Linked DNA regions of Homo sapiens: region 2 is linked to region 1. Evidence: chromatin loops called from intact Hi-C (ENCODE). Cell type or tissue: GM12878. All regions are shown on one strand. Links, peaks and the distances in the headings refer to the core of each region. The heading gives the core; the rest is flanking DNA.

The links. Hi-C counts contacts between places; a loop is a spot of excess contacts. Peaks named below come from ENCODE experiments on the same cell type or tissue, not always from the same donor. Only the 100,000 strongest peaks of a DNase experiment are listed, where the experiment ranks them.
Region 2: it touches region 1 in a loop (3-fold over the local background); 17 of 110 quality-filtered maps call a loop at or near these places.

What each region holds. Positions count from the first base shown.
Region 1 is chr1:184,746,242-184,749,168 of GRCh38, reverse strand. The region is part of intron 2 of EDEM3 (ER degradation enhancing alpha-mannosidase like protein 3); the gene reads left to right. Among named protein-coding and RNA genes, the nearest start is that of EDEM3, 7.2 kb to the left of the region's middle. In GM12878, for the core only: no CTCF peak of the experiment used is centred there; a DNase peak (open chromatin) is centred at 1,738; H3K27ac peaks cover 1,744 bases.
Region 2 is chr1:184,980,688-184,983,614 of GRCh38, reverse strand. No RefSeq gene overlaps it. Among named protein-coding and RNA genes, the nearest start is that of NIBAN1, 7.6 kb to the right of the region's middle. RefSeq lists a silencer at 1,214-1,333. In GM12878, for the core only: a CTCF peak has its summit at 1,275 (motif pointing right); a DNase peak (open chromatin) is centred at 1,374.

The sequences.
Region 1 (2,927 bases), core at 179-2,678:
GCTTAAAAGAGAAATTGTTACTTAGCCTCTGTCCTAATTGTATCCTCATGGACTCTGCACTGAATATATTTTGCTTTTTAGTTTGCTGATTCATATTATTTAAAAATGTTTTAGGGCTCACTTAAGATTAAATAGCAGTTTCAGTTTTACAAGATGAAAAGTTCTGGAGATCTGTTGTGCAACAACGTAGATGAAATAGCAAATTCTGGAATTCAAAAAAAATTTTGCACATAAATTGTAATTTGAAAAGAGTTTAAGCATATTATCCTGAAACTTATCCCTTATAACCTTGTTTTTACATTTTAAAATATGTCAGCAGATTTTCTTCTATGATTACAACGTATAAAATGTAGTTGGGAAAGTTTGGCAGAGGACTAGCTTTAGTTCTGCTTAAAATATTTTTCAACTGATTCTGTGAATCCATTTTTTATCATATATTAACCAAATATCTTCATACACTAACATCATTGTTATCTATGAACATCTAAATATATGTAATTTATGCATTTTTAGTTTTAAAACATGTTTTATATTTGACAGTCCTCGTTCTCTTTTATATTGTAAATTTGGAGAGAGCACATTTTGAGTTCTTAATGTTTTTAGGATATGATTTTTTTTGGATACATTTCAACATTAAAAACACAGTTTCAAATTTATTTCTCAAGACCTCAGTCATTCCCTTAATGTTTTTTTTGTTTTTTGTTTTTTGTTTTTTTTTTTGAGACGGAGTTGTGCTCTGTCGCCCAGGCTGTGGAGTATAGCGGCACTATCTCAGCTCACTGCAGCCACCACCTCCCAGGTTCAAGTGATTCTCCTGCCTCAGCCTCCTGAGTAGCTGGGATTACAGGTGTGTGCCACCATGCCTGGCTAATTTTTGTATTTTTGGTAGAGATGGGGTTTCACCATGTTGGCCAGGCTGGTCTCGAACTTCTGACTTCAAGTGATCTGCCCACCTCTGCCTCCCAAAGTGTTGGGATTACAGGTGTGAGCCATTACACCCGTTCTGTTTTTTAATTAATTTTTTTTTGTCACCCACATGTCAACCCTTATTTCTTTCAAAATCATTTATCCCTGGTTAATTCAGTTTGGGCAAAGCATAATTTAACAAATCTAGGCTAATGATTTTGAGATGGCCAAGTGGTTCCATCCTATACCCTCAGACCTTAGCCATCTCATAAATGCGTACTGATGAATGCAGTTCCAAAGTTAAATAAAATAGCATATAGCTGGATAAGTTCAGTTTCTCACAATGAATAGGATCATCTCTTTATAAAGCATGGTATCTTTAATATCTTGTTCTTTTTAGGTAGAACAGTTATATCAATGGCAGAAAGTTATATCAATACATTTTTTCTAACTATAGAATACACTTAGTAGGTTTGTGACAGTGCAGGTACTGAGGGCAGCTTTCAGAGGACTTTCTGGCCTGTGCCTATTGGGACCTAACTGAGTAACTTTCTGCTACAATTAACTACTTAATAAGATTTAAGAGAGAAGGATTTCAGCTTCAAAGACTGGGAACTCTTGAAAGTAACATTGTCTTATATATTTCCAGTGGGACCATACGTGTCCACTGTAATATGTATTTTAAAATGTTCAACTATTTTACAATGTGAGTGACTCTTGCTGTGTACTTCTTCTATATTCAATCTGTGTGAGGTCTGTAACCCAAGATTTAGTCTAGAATTTACACTTCCTCTTTTCAAGTTCTCAACTAACATGACACAGTTCTAAAATATTAACGAGAATACAGTTGCCTTGTATTTGTTATTTGAAGTCAGTTGGAAATTTTTTTCCGGTCCCTACACTCAGAAACACTTTTAGCTTTCTGTAGGGTAAAAGTGTATAGGTTTTGGAGTTAGAAGGGCTTGAGTTCAAATCCTGTCTCAGCTATTTACAGGTTGGACCCTAAACAGGTTATTTAACCCATCTGAGCAGTGTCTTTCTATGTAAAATGAGAATAATTGCAAAGAGTTATTGTAGACTATAGATTTTTTTTTAAAGAACAGGAACCAATTTCTTTAATTTTTAATACATTCACCTTTTTTATATGTCTTGTGCCTGGTACATAAATGCTTAGCAAATTTTTTTGAAAGAACTGAATTGAATTCTTGTGAAGATGAAGTAAAATAATGTTTTTTTTTTTTTGCATTTGATCATTGTGATATATCTTTGTGTTTAAATGCAAAGAAATAATAAACTTAATTAAAAATACAAGTTTAAGGTGAATTTCAGGGCCTGTAAGTCATTTACTTTTTTGTAGTCAGTTGCCTACTATCCTAAAATATAAAATGCCTGGTACATGGCAGGCTTTTAATAAATGTTGAAAGTTTTTCCTCATTTCTCACTAGTTCTTTCTAATACTACTCTCCAGTCTGGTCTACAGTAGAACAATTCCTTTAACCTTCTTGCTTCCCAGGAAAGCAGTGGTGTTTTCCAAAGACAAGCAATATAGTATTATTAAGAGCAAGAACTCTGGACTTGGAGCAGGACACCCTGAGATGGCTCTGCCACCTCTCATCTGGGTTACAATGGGAAAGTTACCTAGTCTTCCTGAGCCTGTTTCTTCATCTCTGCAAAATGAAGACAATGGTTTGCCAGCCTCACAATGTTGTTAGAAGGATTAAGCAAGTTAATATAATGAAAGTGCTTAGAACTAATATCTGGCAAATAGGAAGCATGATGTAAGAATTTACTGCTGCTACTGATAACGACTACTACTATCATTATTATTTATTTCCTGCCTAAATTGAAATTGCCCTCCTAAAATCCACTTAGCCTGTAACTCAGAACTTGTTCTCCAGATAGTACATAGAACTTGCTTAAAGCGCATACATTCTTTCCTGTTCTTGGCATGTGCCCTTTGAACTTACTTTCTATTAATGTAATAGAAGGTTCTATTAATGCTATTTCTTAATAGAAATGTC
Region 2 (2,927 bases), core at 310-2,809, 230 kb before region 1:
TATGAATTCACCTTAAGATATTTAATATGATAGCTTTATAATTTGTAACCCAAATGAATTGATAATTGGTACAATGTCAAAATAGGAAAAAGATTTTAAGGCAGTATGGATGCAGATAATTTTAATTAGGTACAATAAGTCATGCCAATGTAGAAGAGCATATATTCCTTCCATAAACAAGGCATATAAATCGAGACATCTCTGCCTCACTCCCTACACCATTTGTGAGTGAAAATATTTAGAGGTATATGGGAAGGAATGCTGTGGGAGTGGTCTGTCCTTGGTTCAGGCAAAAAGGGGTACACTCTGTAGAGCACTGAAAAGCAATAATAAAACTAACTCAGCTTGCATTTTTTTAAATCACCATGTGCAGGAATTCTAAACAACATTAGTGACATAATACCCCACCCCACTTTGACGAATCAGTCCCACTGTTCCTACACGCCCTTGTGGTTCCACCACCAATACTTCTTCCCGGCTGGGTGCGGTGGCTCATGCCTGTAATCCCAGCATCTTGGGAGGCCAAAGCAGGTGAATCACTTAAGGTCAGGATTTCAAGACCAGCCTGGCCAACATAGTGAAACCCCATCTCTACTAAAAATACAAAAATTAGCTGAGTATAGTGGTGTGCACTCGTAGTCCCAGGTACTCGGGAGGCTGAGGCAGGAGAACTGCTTGAACCCAGGAGGAGGTTGCAATGAGCCGAGATCGTGCCACAGCACTCCAGCCTGGGTGACAGAGCGAGACCCTGTCTCAAAAAATAAATAAATAAAAACTTCTTCCCATCTCCCCATTCAAGCACAATAGAATAGAAATCAGAGCCCTGGCCTATTCTCGGCAACTACTGACACCTGCCTAAGAGAATTACTGTGCTGGCATTTTGCACCGTAAAGAGAAGAGGGAACGATGACTCTTAAGTCAAAAGAATGAAAAAAACCCTGTGCTTTACAAAATATAATTAATGTCAAAAATGTGTGTTATGAGCACATTTTGTGGGTACAAAGCTTACACATGTGTACAAGTTTGCATGTTAAAATACTAGAATTAGCCCCCTTAAATAAATTTAGCCGGAAAAGTTCTGTTCTCAAAGAGTGATTCACTTGTTAGCTGAGGAGAAAGAAGCTTGGATATTAATATTTGTAAGAAATCGCTGAATAATTCCAAACGACTGTTAAGCTAATCTAGATGTAGCAAAATGAATTTGATTTGGACCGGAGTCAGTGTTCTTTCCCACCCTGCCCAGTAGCTGTGGCCCCACGGGGAGCATCATCGGTGGCCCAGCAGGTGGCACTCTTCCCTTTGTGCACTAACACTAAACTAACTTCCCCAAATACAAGGTCCTTCAGAGCCTTGACTTCAGAAGAACCCATGTAATCTGTTTATCTTTGGCGGTAATATGGCTACAGTTTTCACAAGGGCAACTGTGCTGGTCTGGTATTTGTCAGATTTGAAAGACTGGTGCCTACACATCTAAACGTCTCCTTGGTTCTAGAGTTGTCATCCTTAGTTCCAAGCCTTTACTGGTTTCTGTTAAAATACTTGAACTTGTATTCTGTGTCTATGGTCTTATGCAAATACTAGAGGTTTATATATAATTGTGATGACTTACATTTGAAAAGCACATTGAGCAAGTGTTTCTCAACTTAAAAAATATCTGTCTTTTTCCAATAAAAATGCCGCACAGTCCTGGAATTCCTGCAACTTCAAGAGTCATTGATAAGCAGAAATTGGATTCCATCTTCAACATGTTACCTCTAGAAAAGATTTTATTCAGCTTGGCTTTCTATAGTTTGTATTATGAAGACAGTTATGTTTTGTTGTTCACATATACAATTAAAACATAGTAATACACATTTTCCCTTTCAAAATTGGTATTAATACCTGCCCCTGGGGAGTTTGATGTACTGGCCACAAAAGTATTATAACAAGCATATGAATAAAAAAGACTAGCACTGATAAAACAGTTAAAGTATCTTTTTATTTATCACTAGTTATATATTAGCTTCATTTAGAGAATGATAAATATGTAGGTATAGTCATATGTATTAAGTATATTACACATATGATCTTATCTAATTTTTGCAGATACCTATTTTGAAGATAAGGAATATGAAGCTTAGAAAATTTAAGTTATTTCCCAAGATCATGAGGCAAGCCAGTATCAGAATGAGGATTAAAGCCTAGTCTTTTCCACTGTAAATTTTGAGCCCCTAAGACAGATTGTATTAGATTATTATAACCATCTTTTGAGGCAGCTAGTAAGTAAACAAATTTATATATTTTTTAAAAATTTGTAAAATGACTTCCAAGTTAATCCATTTTGTATAAAAACCCTAGGTACAACAACCTATAAGAGATATTATTGATTAGGCTAGGCATTCTTTAGACATTACGTAAGGCTAAGAGGGAATGAGGAAAGATGAGAAGGTGGCAGAGACAAATCTGATTTTTAAATTTGCCTGCAGTTAGGTCAATATTCAGAAAAGAAAATCCAATATAGAGCACAGGGAAATATGTTTCCGAAAGAAAAATGTGTTTAATTTGCAATGTGTTTTACAGTAAAAGGGTTAATGTCTCTAATATAGATATAAAATGTTTCCATAACAATAAGGATAAGAAATCAATAGAAAAATGGAGAAGTACAAGAATAGGCAATTCACAAAGAAGGAACACATATGGCCAGAAAGCCCATGGAAAAAATATTCTTCCTCATTAAAAATTTCAAAATTGAGCAACAGAATATGACACCTATTTAGACACCCAAATTGACAAGTATTAATAATAATAATAATAATAATAGGCTAATTTTAAAAGATATTAAAATGTCCAGTGTAATATAGGGGTATGCAAATGAGAATTACACATTGTTAGTAGGTAGATGAATTAAGCTACATTTATACAGTGAAATACCATTGACCTAGAAATAA